Regions from separate parts of the Homo sapiens genome. Here region 2 is linked to region 1. A link is an interaction called in ENCODE POLR2A ChIA-PET data of the cell type or tissue named here. Cell type or tissue: MCF 10A. All regions are shown on one strand.

Region 1 (8,000 bases):
CCACCAAGACCAGGTTTACAATTCTAGCTCTTCCAATTGTTAATTGTTTAACTTTGCAGAAATTATTTAACCTCTTGGAGTCTCAGGTTACGTCATTTTACATCTGTAAAATGAAGATAATAATGTTCCACAGTGAGAAACAAATGATCTGCAAAGTATGTCAAAGTATTTTATAACCTCTAAAATTCAAAACAAATATTGGTTATTTTTATGTTGGAGTTTAAAGGCAAGAATTGAAGACTATATTAGTGAAAGTAGGGAACTGAGGATTATTTTATTTCACTTACTAATGGAGAAGAATAAGGTATAAAATTGCAAAGAACTTGAAGAAGCCTATTTTGGGGCTTTGAATTTAAGCAAAATAATCTGTTATCTTCCTGTTATTCAAGATTTCTTGTCTTTCAAATTTCAGCCAAAAGTTACAGTCATAGGAGTTCAAGGCTTAAAGTATTAAAGTAGGAAGATTGCTCAAAAGTTGCACTTGAGGTTAAACACTTTAACTTTTGGGTTCCCTGGATGGGCTCTTTTTTTTGTTGTTGTTATTTTTGGATTTATTTGTTTACATGTCATTATTTCTCCTTTGGCCTGCTCTGTCTTGATTATTGCTTAAAGTCAGTAATCGTCTCATTTCTCATTTGTGTTTATACACCAAGTGTCTACTGTATGACTTGGCACATAGTAGATACTCTGAATGATTGTTACATGATGAAAGTGGTGGCTCAGTTGCCAGATAGTGAATTATTTAAGAATGTTGGGCTTTTTAGAGGATGATGATATTTTCAAACTGAGATCAACAGATAATTCCTTCCATATGTCCTTTGGAATTTCTTCTCATTATTTGCACAGTTTAAGATAAAAATAGTTGATTAAAGAGCAGAGGAGCAGATTATGATATGCAGCATTTTGATATGCTTTGGCTATAATACAAGATTCTTTTAATGTGAGTAGGGAAAAAACTGCTTTGCAAATGTGTTATATATCCTTCTGACTTGGCTTTTACCTTTGCCGGATTTCATAGACTTCCTGTTTGAAGCGCCTAAGGAGGCTACAGCTCACATCTTTATTGATGTAAGTTTATTAAAAGGCATACAGCTAGTTACTAGTGATTAGAACAAGCTCCAAATTTTGTTTTCCTAGATTTAGGGACTTTTGCTTAAAACAAATCCTCCTTTCATCATCAGAAACACTGAAATTTGCAAAATAGAGACTGTAATCTAGAAGCAATGTAGTAGGGCTCTGAGAGGTTCCTGTCCTTTTAGATGCCAGGTGAAAGATACCTTAGTTTAATATAAGGCCTATAGGTAGGGGAACGGGATTTCATATTTTGAAATTAGCTTCCCCTCACCCCCTTTTGACATTTCCACTGCTTTATCAACTACTGGGCTTCTGTATACCTAAAGATTTCTTGTTCATCAGAGCTTCCTTGGTACCTAATTCTTGCAGTGATGTAGGCCAATGTTCTTGACCAGCCATTTCTGGACAATAAGGCATAGATCGTTATTACCATTTGTGTTATTTAATTATACAGGATTAGAACTTTTTATGTTTATTTGTTTGCCTTCATAGCATAGTCACTCTTTTATATAATCTTTGTATCAGAATAATCTAGGAATGGTGGCCTGATGAGGATGAGATCAAAATGCCATAATTCCACTCTGCCATATTAATGCCATAATGCCGCTAGCCTCAGTTACACTCATTTCATGTGGAGTAGTCTCTTTAAGGGTGCTTTATGTGAAGGCTGGCAAAGTTTTCGTAACTCAACTCTTATTCCCTCATAGCTTTCACACATTTCCATGCCAATGTAACAAGCGCACCTGAAGTAGTTGGTAAATCACTATTTAAAGGCTATCTCATTTTTCACATTTTTCTTAATGTTAATGCAATACACATGGAATGCAGTAGCCTGTTGGCAATTTGAATTGGAAACTTTGTTAAATTAAGTTCTTTTGTAACTGGCTTGTGAATCTTACATAATATAAATTGCTAATTTTTGCTTTCTATTCTAGATTGTAACTACAAGTACCATGAAATTGCCTTGCGTGTCTATTGTGGTGCAGCAATATAACTGAGACAAAAATTCCTGAATATTAATTTCTTTTAATTGCTTATTCTGATAACAAACCTGATTTTGCAGGAATAAATGTACCTGAAACAAGGGCTTTCTTATTTCTGTAATTTTACTCCAAAGTGGACTTGTTCAAGAATATAACTTTACCTGACTTTATCTCATTGACTTTTTGCCCTAGAAATGCAATAGTAGCTGGAAATTGTTAGAAATGACTAGATATTTCTAATTAGAGAGATGGCCACAGAGGTAATGGGACTTACTTTTTAAGAACACAGTGTGTCAGATGCCTAATATATGTTTCATCATGACATAGTATATGGTAGAGCAGAGCTCTTAGGAACATAGCCTTTGGTAATACACATATCACCAATCATGCTAAAACTATTTCTGTAGTACACATAGTATTTGTGTATGTGTAAGGGCTAACGCAAGATTCTACTGAGGTTTACTTCTCTGTAAGCAATTGGAACCATTTACATAAACAACTTCAGTCAACTACTTTTTGAGTTTCATCCAGAGAGGAAAAACAGATTTTAGTAGTAGCAGATGTGCATGGCCTGATGTAAAATACTGTTTTCCTGTAGAGACGAATCCATGTAGAGAAGAAACACAAAGAATATGACCCTGCAACCTGAATTAATTCTACTTTTAATTCTAGTAATTTGTTGTTGTTGTTGTTTACTTTAGCCTCAGAGTCTCAGAGAAACTTGGACATTGGATTTTAATAAACTACTGTGTCTCAGATCCTCTCTTGCTCAAACTTGTCTGGGAATTTCATCCAATTTTTATTTGAGGGGGAGTTGAAGGCATTTCAGCAAAGCAAACAACTGAATGATGTGTCAGCCAAAACCTGAAATGTTTGTTTTAGAAGCATTTTTGGATAAAATAAAGTCTATCAAAATAACAAAAGTTCAACTAGAAAGACCTTAAAATACATTGCAAAAGAGGATTGCTTTATATGTTGTCTTGAGAAGCCTAGAACCATAATAGATACTTCTGAAGTCCACACACATATTGAGTACTTCAGCCAAAGTGTTATCCCTAAAGCATATAATCATACCCACTAGGAGAGGTGACACTAGAAGACAAAAATTTGGTTGGAAAACTATTCCAATCTTGTGTCAGATGCTCTTCAAATTCTAAGCACAAAATATATTCTAAGAATAATTGGAGTTAAAGGAGTGTGAGACTCCATGCTTAGGTTTAGCTGGTACATTTCCCTAAATTAGGACAACTTTAAAAGTATAGGTACTTGGCCGGGTGCAGTACCTATAATCTCAGCACTTCAGGAGGCCAAGGCAGGCAGATCGCTTGAGCCCAGGAGTTTGAGGCCAACCAAGGCAACATAGTGAGACCCTATCTCTACAAAAAATAATTTTTGAAAATTAGTGAGCATGGTGGCATGCACTTGTGGTCCCGGCTGCTTGAGTGGCTAAGGCAGGAGGATGGCTTGAGCCTAGGAGATCAAGGCTCGCAGTAAGCCGTGATCGCACCACTGCGCTCCAGCCTGGGCAACAGAGTGAACCCTTGTCTCAAAAAAGAAAAAAAAGATGTGTGTGTGTGTGTATTCCATATATACATATGAACTAACAACTTCATTTTGACAAGAATGGTACTGTTCGCCTTTTTGTTAGGTAAATATTTTTATTCTCAGTTTAATATAAACTGCTGATTGGTGAGCATACAAATTCTGGGGTTTACCTGCCAAAATCTACTTGATCCAGGAACACAGTGTATGTATGGAACATGTATGCTTTTTGCATTTTGGTTTCTATTAGTAATCTCTTAGGATGCTTACTTCATCCAGTGAAGTTCTGGGCATGTACGGGCAGGAGTTATGCCCACACTTTTGAGTCTTTGGTTCAGTGGTTCCCAAGTCTGACGGTGGATCTGAACCCCATGGATTTTCATGGGGTTTTTATAGGAAATAGAAACATTTTTTGATAGTTTTGTTATAATATGGTAATTGATAAGATCTCTTTTTAATTTCAGTAAGTTAGGGATGAGAGTGTATGTATGTGGACATGAATGTCTTTCAAAATAACTCATTCATTATACATTTATTAAGCGCTTTCTCTGTGCCAAGCACTTTGCTGGGTGCTAAGGATACAATAGTGATCATGACATGGTCCTTGCCCTTGAAAAGCCTTTAATTAAGTCCTAGAAACTGTTACATATGCATTGAGAGTGTTCAAAAGGATTGGCTAGCTTTCAGGAGAGCAGAAGATTAGGAGGAGCCTCCTAGGAGATCTTTGACTTGATCAGGACAAAATCAGGTTTTGCCATATTAGGATAGAGGGGATGAGAGAAACAACATTGCACATAGTTTGGATAATGACGTGGGTTTGTAAGACAACTCTTCAAACGGTGTAAATGACAGGAGCACAGGGGCCAGGCTGGTATCAGAGAGGGGAACAAGGACCAGTTCTTAGATGGATTTGTGTATCATTTAAGGAATTTGAATTTCACATAGATTGGGGATCCCTTGAAGGGTACTCAGAAGGAGTTATATTATCAGGCAGAAACATCACTCTGGCGGCAGCATGAGGGATGGGTTGAAAAATTTAAAACTTGAAGCGGCAAGTCCATTCAGGCGACTACTGCAATAGTCTTGGCATGAAATGACACATTAAGGCAAGATTGCCCAGGGCTTTAACATTGATATTATTTTAAAAATAAATTGCCTGTGCTAGTAATGTCCTGTTTCTTTGCTTACTGGTTGAAGACTCAATTTTTATAGATAATGCGGAATAGATTTATACAGCCAGTTTAGCTGCAAAGATTAATTTAGCCAAGCGTCACAGCTGTTTCTTACAGAATGGAAAATACTGTTGCAATAAGACTTAAAACAGAGTGAAATCTTGTCTCAAAAAAAGAAAAAAAAAGATAAAAACCCAAACAGGTCAAAGTACTTTAAATAATATATTTAACATAGTGTATCTAAAATATTATCATTGCAAAATGTAACTAATAGAAAAGTTGAGATATTTAATATTCTTATTATCTATAGGGACAATATTTTAGTTTTTTTTTCATACTAAGTATTCAAAATTCTGTGTATTTTGTACTTTCAGCACATCTCAATTCAGACTAACCATATTCCAAGTGCTGCAGTAACCACAGTTAGCTAGTGGCTACTATATCGGGCACTACAGCTCTAGATAATTTCTTAAATTCTATTAAAAAGATAAATGCAACATTTCAGCAGTACTTTCAAGGATGTATTTACAATAATTCTTGTGGGAAAAGTGTTAAATCATTTGGGGTTTTACTTTAAATATGTGAATGTACTGTTAATAAAATTTAATGAATATACTAGCGATATTACTAGCACACAGAAAGTAGAAGTGAAAATAAGTACTTGATTACTCTCCATGCCTATTACTTTTTAGTTCAGTATGTGAAATAATCCTAAATTTTACTTAAATTTTCAAGGAAGCTATAAGAGCATATACTTTAGGCACAATATATTAAAAAGCCTCTGAACTTTAAAGATATGTGATGATTTAAGATTGAGTCTCAAGAAATCACAGATTAACTATTAATATTAAAGATCAACAGTAGGTGGCTATATAAGCCAAATCATCTTTATTGCACTGTTTAGTTTTTGAGCGCTGACAGTTAATCATATATACGAGATGGTCAGAGCCCTACTTAAGGATTAGAATATTCAGGCATCTCATAACCTCCAGTAATTTTATAGAAGTGGGAAGTTTTATTTTAAATAGACACTAGAAAATGCCAAGCTTTTGAATACCAACTCAGTTCTAAGTTCACATTCAAGTACAGGTCTTGTAAACAATAAAAGACCCAAGTTTTGGTTAAAAAAAATTTAAGGTGAAAGTTGTTACATGCGTGCTTCCCCACTTTAACAGTTAGATGCCGGCACAAAATAGGTAGAGCTGATGAAACCAGGGCTGGAGTTTTGGCAGGTAAAAGACAAGCAGGGTAGTTTTTCGAGTGATTGTTGTAATGGGCAGACGGTAGAACCCAAGCCAGATAATAAGGGAAGTCATAAAAGACTAAAATGAAAAAATAGTAGGGCCAAAGGATAGAAGTCCAATGGGTTTGAAGGATTTTAGAGCTGTAAAAACAGAAGGCAGAAATAACGGTATGTGTGAAATCAAGATTTCAGAGGTGTGTGGTTACCTGGTGAATACAAGGTCTAGGTTTTACATTGTAAGTGTGTGGCTGAGATGAGGTGGAGAATACACTCATTGCAGATGAGTAAGTCAGGGAACTACAAAGGAAAAGTTATTGGAAATTAAGTCTTAAGAATGTTATAAGTAGTGGAATGCAATGAGCATGGAGCTCTAGTCTTCTGTGAAAAAGAGGAAGTAACTAGGAGATGGGTTGTGTCATGCATTCTAGGTCAGAGGTTCTCAACTGGGGGCAGTTTGCCTAACAGGGAACACGTGACTATGTCTGGAGACATTTTTGGTAATCGCAACTGGGGATGGAGGGTTTGTGTACCATGTACCAGTGGCGTCTAGTGAATAGGGGCCAGGGATGCTTCTAAACACACTATAATGCACAGGACAGCCCTCACAACAGATAATTACCTGGTCCAAAATGTTAATAGGTTCTGAGATTGAGAAACCCTGCTTTAGGTGGGTTTGGTATCAGAATCATCATACTTTAGTATGATGGCTGAAAAATGGGCTGAGAACTATCCATCTGGTAAATATTGCTTCTATTTTAATGGACTATAGAAAGTATACATTAATAATAAGCATTCACTAACTTAATCAATTTTTTGCATTCCTAATTAATGGCACAACACTATTTTAGGTGTTTTAGATTAATCAGTGAACACAACAAAGATATCTCTGACCTGGAATAGCTTTGACTCAAGCAGGGAGGAGGATAAATGCAATAAATTGTAAATTAGATAGTTTTGTTACAAAGTGATGCTTAAAAACGAGGAAAAGTAGAGATGAATGATATTGGGAGTGTTTGATGATGGGAGGAAAAAGAAAGATGGGTTGCAATTTTAAATACGAGGGTGTCAAAGTAGGCTTCATTGAGGTGACATCTGAATAAAGATTTAAAAGAGGGGAAAGGATAGAAGGAATATATGTTTATCTGAAAGTATAGTTTGGGTTTGCATTCACTTTAGAGGAAAGGGAAGTAGTTTAAGTCCACCTTGCAAGAGTGAAGTCGATTGTACTAAGTACTTTGAGGGACACAAAGTTAGTTTCTGCCCTCACAGAGCTTCATGACAAACTAACAATTCTTGGAAATAACAGGGCAACAACACAGGACAATAATTTTGACCTATTCCTGTTTTGATCGCTTTTCATTTGGGAAATGACAGATTAATGATTAGTCTTTATTTTCCACTCATCCTCCACATTTGCTCCTTCTTGGAGAACAGATTACATAATGAAATGAAGATGAGGTTATGACAATGGGTTTGCAGTAGAGGATCAGGAATGGTGGGTCAGATAAATGGAAAGAAAGGTTGAATTTACAAAAGGGGCTGATGATTTGGAAGAAAGGCTTGTATCTTCATTAGTCTTCCTTCTTGACAATAATTTTCAGTATCTGAAGCAAGTCTCTCATTAGTACTCTCTGCCTCTCAGGTATGGCAACAGCACTAGGAGCTATGCTGTTAGGGTTGGAGATTATCATACTCTGGTACCAGAGGAGTTTGAGGAAGAAATTGGAGTTCAACAGATTGTGATTCATCGGGAGTATCGACCCGACCGCAGTGATTATGACATAGCCCTGGTTAGATTACAAGGACCAGAAGAGCAATGTGCCAGATTCAGCAGCCATGTTTTGCCAGCCTGTTTACCACTCTGGAGAGAGAGGCCACAGAAAACAGCATCCAACTGTTACATAACAGGATGGGGTGACACAGGTAAGGCATAATCAAAAAAAGCAGGGCACCTTTTTGTGTCTGGTATTATCCATATATTTGGGT
Region 2 (8,000 bases), 110 kb before region 1:
GAATCGGTAGTATCTGGGCAGAGAAAGAGTGCAAGATAGAATATGATGATTTCACAGAGAGTATACTTAGGCAGAAAACGATGAGACATGTGAGTACTATGAGGAAGCAGCAGGATAAGCTGATAAAGGAAAGGAAGTGCACCCCTCCACCTCACCATGTGGGCAAGGGGGAGCCTCAGCCCTGAGCAGAGCAGCTGCTGATGTCTAGGGGCTGATTTCATGTTCTCTGTTCTCCACTGGAAAGGTTGTTTACAGAAAACCTCCTTGTCAAAGTGTGTGAAAATAAAGGATTGCTCCATCCTAAAAAAAAAAAGAAAAAAAAAACACTAAACTGAATGATGCACAAATATGTAAATGATTTTCCATTGTGGTAGAATTATGAATTATTTAAATTGTTAATGTTGTTCTGCATTTATTAACTTTTCTGCAATAATTAGGTTTTGCTTTATAATTATGTTAATTTTTCAGAATTTTAAAACAATCTGCATAGACTGGGGAAGTTACAAACAGAAAAGAAATACATGAAATGACTCATATGAAATTAACATATATAGCTACTCTTCAACATGTGCTGTGTCCACTCAGGGTTAAATGGATTAAGGGCGGTGCAAGATGTGCTTTGTTAAACAGATGCTTGAAGACAGCACGCCCCTTAAGAGTCATCACCACTCCCTAATCTCAAGTACCCAGGGACAAACAAACAGGGCAGAAGGCCGCAGGGACCTCTGCCTAGGAAAACTAGAGACTTTTGTTCTCGTGTTTATCTGCTGACCTTCTCTCCACTATTATCCTATGACCCTGCCAAATCCCCCTCTCAGAGAAACACCCAAGAATGATCAATAAATACAAAAAAAAAAAAAAAAAGAAATTGATATAAATGATAAAGGCTTAATACATAAATTAGATAATAATTTATAAAATTAGAAAATTTAAAAAAGAAGGATAAATTTCACACATAATACCACTACTCCCAACACAATCCCTTTAAGATGTTTGGTATAGTCTTTCCTATTCCAACATAAATGAGATAATAGACATATTAAAAACACTGTAACTGTGGATCATTCTAAAATATAGTAAAATTATCAAGTCATCCCACTACCACATTTAGCACAGGCTGCTAGTAGTATCCTTATTTCTTCTCTGAAGTTCTAGTACAGGTAAATAGAGGGGGCATTAAAATGAAAAAAATTAGACTGGAGTAAATAAGAATTTTTTTTCTGGGCCAGGCACAGTGGCTCATACCTGATCCCAGCACTTTGAGAGGCCGAGGCAGGAGGATCACTTGAGCCCAGGAGTTTGAGAACAGCCTGGGCAACATGGCAAGCCTCTATTTCTACAAAAAAAAAAACAAAACAAAACAAAACAAAAAACAAAAAAAACACAAAAATCAGCTTGGCGTGGTGGTGCGCGCCTGTAATCCCAGCTACTCAGGAGGCTGAGGTGGGAGGATCGCTTGAACTTGGAAGGGTGAGGCTGTAGTGAGCTGTGATTCTGCCACTGCACTCCCGCCTGGGTGATAAAACAAAATCCTGTTTCAAAAAAATAATAAAAATTACTTTTTCTGACAAAGAAATCGTTGAAAGATGGCTTAAAACATGTTCAGAGGACAGGGAAACTCAGCAAACACTGTGCTTCCCAGTGCTTTTGTCTCTGTGTACCAGGTTGAGTTTTAAAGTGATCAGGAAATAACTAGGGCTTCTTATTCAAGAGTGAAAATGAGACTCTTCCCACAGGCTAGAGTCTCTAAAAGTTACCACCCGCAAGTCCCAAGCCACTCTTAACCAGTCAAGAAATACATCCCACTGGCTGATGAGAGTTGGAATTACTTCTTTTGCTAATTGACCTAGTACTTGGCATGCTATTGTAGGGGAGAAAATAGAATTTCTTTTCTTTTTCTTAGGTTCTTCGTTGAGACACTCTCCTGAAGTCAGATTAACAAAAGAAAAATAAGCAGAAGTTTACTAACACTTGTACCCATTACGTGGAAGAGGCCTCAGGGCAAACATTTATCTTTCAAGGTAGTGTTTTAAGGGCCTGCTGAAATGGTATTTTAACAATGGCCCATAAATCCTATGTAGTGACAAGACAAAGAAATGTTAAAAGAAAAACCTTAGCCAAATTAAATTTGGCAGAGTTTAATTGATCAAAGAACAATTCGCAAATCAGGCAGCCTGAGCCAGGGAGACTCCAGTGCAACCATGTGGTGGAAGAAGATTTACAGACAGAAAAGGAAAGTGACATACAGAAAACAGAAGTGCAATAGGAAACAGCTGGGTTGGTTACAGCTTGGCATTTACCTTATTGAACAAGGTTTCAACAGTTGGCCCCCTTGGCCAAAACTCAGTAACTGCACAAGCATAGGCTTTAGTCTGTGTACACCTCCATTTAAGTTATAGTTCGCTATGTACAGAGAAACCTTTAGGCTGAACTTAAAATATGTAGGGAGGCAGCTTCAGGCTAAACATGATGTAATAGAAAAGAGTATGTTCAGGTTTCCAAAAGGCAAAAAAATGTAGGAAGGTAAATTTATGGGAAAAGGAAAGTCTCCTCCTAAATCCTCTGGCACCAGTATCTCTGAGTTCTGTTTCTGAGCTGATAAAGGACCCCATCTTCAGGTGCGAAAGGCAGAGGGGAGGGGCACAGTGTACTCCTGCCTTTCAACCTTAATTTTAGCTCAACAATCCCCAGTGTTTTAGAGAGGAATATTCTGGTTTCCTTCATCACAGATATGTGCCCAGAACATGTAAAATTGGTTTTCTGCCTCTATTTCCCTGTCTAGCACTCCTTTTCCTCACTAGAACAACTGGAGTTCTATCCAAAACCTCAACCTGTAACAGATGGGCTGCATCACTGATATTGTGCCAGCTCCAACCCTAGAATACAGACTCACATCTGCCCAGAACAGCTGAAGCCTTGCCAGAGAAGGCATGATTTTCCAGAAGCACAAAGCCTTTCTTCGGTATGGCTATACATTTTTTTCTGCATGATAAAAGCCATAATTACATGACACAACATTAAAAAATGTAGAAAATAAGGACAAATTTCACACATAATACCACTACACCTAACACAATTCCTTTAAGAAGTTTGGTATAATTATTCTTATAAAGTTGTTAATGTACAGTCATTTTTATAAACATGTAGAGCAAAGTTCCTAGTTTCAGAATAAACTAGGCTCACACTAGAACTCAGACATGTCTGGGCATATCTCAAGGTCTTGCTGAGGCCTGCCAGGGGAGAGAATTGTGAGGTGGAGTGGGGCTCCCAGCTGGGATTCATGCCAGCCACACAGACCCACATATAAGTTCTGGGGAGAGAGGACAGTGAATGGATATGAAAAACTCTTCCCACCAACGAACCAGCAAATGAAAACCTAATTTCATTACTGTTTGAAATCCAGATATCAGAGTTTATCAATAAAGTGATGGAAGAGTGATTTCTACAACTTCAGCAGGAATACAGTCGGACTTCTCCTTTAAGGGCTTAGGGATAGCTTCCTCAGGGCACTAACCCAGAGGAGAAGAAGAGGGCAAGATATAATCAGTGAGATGTCTGAGGTCACGAGAACAAATGAGAAGTCCTCTGGAAATGTGAGGAAATGTCGGAGGCTTTTAAACAGGTTGAGGACAGAGGAATGTTACTGTGAACCTATCATTCCACCTCTAGCCTGGAATGGCTTTATGGAATTCAGGTTCCTTTTGGAGCCTCAAGGAGCAACGTTATATCCTGGTGCATTGTCTGTGTGCTCCAAAGATTGCTTCCTTCCCTAGAATTACAGCTAATTGACATGTTAAAGACAATGGTGGGGACATGGTTAGACTACACTGCAAGCTCCTGGAAGACTGGGACTGTGCTTACCTCATTCTCTATTCCCAACACTTAGCACAGTGCTAGCACGTAAGAGATACTCAGTAAACACATGCTAAATAAATGCCAGATAAATACAGAATGAAGCCCAGTACACCTGATTACAGACGGAACCTTTGGAGGTCACCGATGATTTGGGGAAATCAGTGAACTCTGTGACAAGACTAAAACTGAAGACATCCTGCAGACTGCTCTAAGGTCTTCAGAGGGTAGAAACTGATCAAAAGCCTGAAAACCATTCAAAGCCTTATTGCAGACAATCTGTACAACTGTGATGGAAGGCTATGGGCAGGGGGTGGTAGTTTTAGAATGGTAAAGAGTGATTAGCTCTGAGAACATTAAAAGAAGGAGGCTTTTTGGAACAAGAGTTAGGAACCTAAGAACCAGAAACAGGTCAGAAATTGGGCATGCACAACTGAGGTCATATGAGCCAGAGAAGTAAATTCAAATGCAAAATTTTAGTGGCTTAACATAATAAAAACACTTGCTATTAGGGAGTGCAAATGCATATCACTGTCTCAAGGGTAATTTGGTGACATAGTTATAACCAACTATGTGCCAGACTTTAAATGTATTATCTCATTTGGTTTTCTCAATAATCCTAGTTAAGTATTAATATTAACTCTATCATATAGATAGGGAACTCAGATGAATTAACTAATCCAAGGATGTACAGCTAGTGAAGCTCTGAGTACAGGCAGCTTAGCTTTGGAGGTCAAGATTTGAACCAGGCTCTGATCTCTTTCGATGTAGTAAGAGGTGAGGGCTTTCTGAATGATACTTCTGTTGCTAGGAATTTCTTCTAAGGATAAATAGTCAAACATGTTACTAAAAATATTTTGATTGTAACTTGGATTATAATGGTGAAAAAGTGTAAGCATCCAAAGTGAGGCAGCAAGTCCTAGGTGTAAAGACACCAAGGGTTTTAGAGTAAGTTCTGGGTTAGATCCTGTCTCTGTCACCTACCATGGAACCTTAGACAAGTCACTGACCCACTCTAAGCCTCTTCCATAAAATCAGAATAGTAATATGCCTACCTCACAGGAATTTAAAATAGGAAAATACTGTTTTCTGGAAGCCTCAAGTAAAGATGTGACTGCATGAAGACAATAGCTCTTTGAAAATCTCCAAATTTGGTAACTTAATTATACAAATAAAGAAATGTTTTGCCACTGATACAATCAGCTTAATCTTTAGTGCATTAAAGTTAGGGAAACCCCGAGGGAAATTGTAAAAAGTGAAAATTCTAAAATAATCCACAGCAGCTCCGATGAGACAGTGAGTCTCCAGCCTGCCTCTTTCAAACCTCTGTCTGTGTTTTCCATAGATCAACATTCAATGGTGGTGGAGGAGGTTCTCCTGCTTGCATTTGCTGGGACCAGGCCCTTTATTGTTCCACTTTAGTTCAAAGATGCAAGGTCACTAAGCACGCTTCTTTTTTGTATCAGTTTTAGAAATTATTTTATCTTGTTCTACATCACTTTAACATTCATGTAATTGTTGAAATTTTACCACCCAAGGCATAAAAGGAAATATCAAATAACCTTGAAGCAGGAATTTTTTAGATGCATGAGTGGCTTTGAATCCCAGCTCTCTTACAGTGGTCCACAAAGGGAAACATTTAGTCCTTTATGTACTTCTGGAACAGAATGAAGGAGGGTGCCTTAAAACTTTTATCTTTACTGTAACAATTTCTTACTATTGTATTGCCTTTCTTTTCAATTTAAAAGGATAATAAGAGAAATAGTTACAGGGAAAGTAGGTTTCAGTTTCAATATTTTGAACAAAACAATCTATTGAGTCTTTGACATTTTTTAGAAAACTCACCCGCAGGGAAAAAAAGTTTGCTGCTGCTTTTTTTTTTTTTTTTTTTTTTTTTAAATAGAGACAGGGTCTTACTCTGTTGTCTAAAGCGGAGTGCAGTGGCACAGTCACACAGTCACACAGTCACACAGTTACAGGTCTCACTGTGATTTCAAACTCCTGAGCTGAAGCTATTCTCCTGCCTTGACCTCCCAAAACACTGGGATTACAGGAGGGAGCTGCCTGGCCTGCTGCTTCTTAAGTCTCATTTTAAAAAACTTTAAAAACAAGGACATTCATGAGAATTATCTGATGATTCCTGCAATATAGTGAGATTCATTTAAGGTCAGAGCACCAGTAAAAAAAAATTTGCTGCCTGGAGGAAACACAGACCCTAGATTAGATGGTCCTGATGATCTATTACACTGGCAATAAATAGCATGTCAGAATAGGCGCTATGTTCTGGAATATACTACTCATTTTTTGAATTTTTAAAACAATATTTTAAGCAAGGATTCTGCTTCCATAATCTTTGGATTCTGATAATCCAAAAAAAGGATTTAAACCCCTTTTTTGATCCCAATCCAGATTTTACTCATGGCCAGAGCCACCTGGTTTCTGGCTGAGGATAGCTGGTGGAAGATGAGAGGGGCACACGTTGCACAAAGGAGTGTGCTGACTATGCTTGAACACACAGAAGACAGAGAGAGAAAAGTGCTCGGTATGCAATATGTAGAATGATTTTGCACATCTAATTTTTGCTATTCAGGAGTACTACTTAGAAGAAAAATACTACCGTTAATCAGCATCCAGTCAGAAAAATAGAGCCCTCACAAGGTAGTTCAATAGAGGTAATTTAGTATAGAGACCTGTTACAAAGGTCCTGAAATCTGGGGCCAGCATGATTGTCTGTCAACAGAATCTTTACCCCCAGGCTGTTTCTTTCATTTAAAAAAGAATGAGGTAAATAAAAATTTTCTTTTCAGTTGCTTTCTTCTTAGAAATTTTATTCTTCGTATAGATTCATTAAAATGTAGTTTATACATTTATATATAGTTTTAGTATAGTTACTGTAAATCCTTTTCTTACTTTTCCTATGCAACTCATACTCAGAAAAGTATGGGTTGCATTTATTACTATTACTCAGAAAAGTGTGTTTAAAATTGTAAAATCAATAATGTTCATTTTAGAAATCTAAAAAATATAGAGAAAAAGCTTTAAACTACCAGTTATTTTATCACCTAGAAATAACACTTGAAATTTTTTCGTTTAAAAGCTTCTAGAAAAATCTGTATGGAATCAGATATGCTTGTCACCAGCTTTTTTTCCTTTTCTTTTGCAGTAAACATACTTTGTTTTCTTCCTTCTTCATTACGTATTCGTCAGAAGCATTCTCTTTAGTGGCTTTTTCAATATATTCTAAGTCTAAATTTTTTTCTTATTTTCCTACCAGTGGACGTTAAGTTTCTTTTCAACTCTTCATTATTTCAAATTGTGCTTCAATATTGCATTGCAATATTGCATTGAAGCAGGATTTGAGTAACACCTACGCTGGAGTGCGGTGGCACAGTCACAGCTGACTGTAGCCTCGACCTCCCAGGCTCAAGCAACCTCACAGCTCACTGTAGCCTCAACCTCCCACCTCAGACTCCTGAGTAGCTGGAACTACAGGAGCACACCACCATACCTAGCTAAATTTTTGTGTTTTTTGTAGAGACGGGGTTTTTGCCATGTTGGCAAGACTGCTCTTGAACTCCTAGGCTCAAACGATTCACCCAGCTCAGCCTCCCAAAGCACTGGTGTGTCCAGAATTTATTCCTTCTTGTGGGTTCTTGGTCTCACTGACTTCAAGAACGAAGCCGCGGACCCTCGCGGTGAGTGTTACAGCTCTTAAAGATGGTGGGTCCGGAGTTTGTTCCTTTAGATGTTCAGATGTGTCCAGAGTTTCCTCCTTCTGGTGGGTTCGTGGTGTCGCTGACTTGAGGAGTGAAGCTGCAGACCTTCTCAGTGAGTGTTACAGCTCATAAAGGTAGTGCGGACCCAAAGAGTGAGCAGCAGCAAGATTTATTGTGAAGAGCAAAAGGACAAAGCTTCCACAGCATGGAAGAGGACAGGAGCAGGTTGCAGCTGCTGGCTAGGGTGGTCCGCTTTTATTCCTTATTTGGCCCCACCCCCATCCTGCTGATGGGTCCATTTTACAGAGCGCTGATGGGTCCATTTTACAGAGTGCTGATTGGTCCATTTTACAGAGTGCTGATTGGTGCGTTTACAATCCTTTAGCTAGACACAGAGTGCTGATTGGTGCGTTTTTACAGAGTGCTGATTGG

The links. ChIA-PET counts read pairs that join two places held together with the same protein. Peaks named below come from ENCODE experiments on the same cell type or tissue, not always from the same donor. Only the 100,000 strongest peaks of a DNase experiment are listed, where the experiment ranks them.
Region 2: POLR2A ChIA-PET joins it to region 1 with 13 read pairs; 3 of 35 experiments call an interaction of 5 or more read pairs at or near these places.

The regions. Positions count from the first base shown.
Region 1 is chr4:118,282,768-118,290,767 of GRCh38, reverse strand. It overlaps PRSS12 (serine protease 12), which reads left to right. Exons shown (of 13, transcript NM_003619.4): 12 at 7,657-7,937. LOC124900766 (a long non-coding RNA gene) reads left to right here. Exons shown (of 2, transcript XR_007058245.1): 1 at 1-1,068; 2 at 2,010-2,815. Among named protein-coding and RNA genes, the nearest start is that of SNORA24, 7.6 kb to the right of the region's middle. In MCF 10A, no CTCF peak of the experiment used is centred here; DNase peaks (open chromatin) are centred at 3,887 and 7,817.
Region 2 is chr4:118,392,699-118,400,698 of GRCh38, reverse strand. It overlaps the pseudogene NDUFS5P5. Among named protein-coding and RNA genes, the nearest start is that of PRSS12, 44 kb to the right of the region's middle. RefSeq lists enhancers at 2,125-2,174, 2,260-3,459. In MCF 10A, no CTCF peak of the experiment used is centred here; a DNase peak (open chromatin) is centred at 3,228.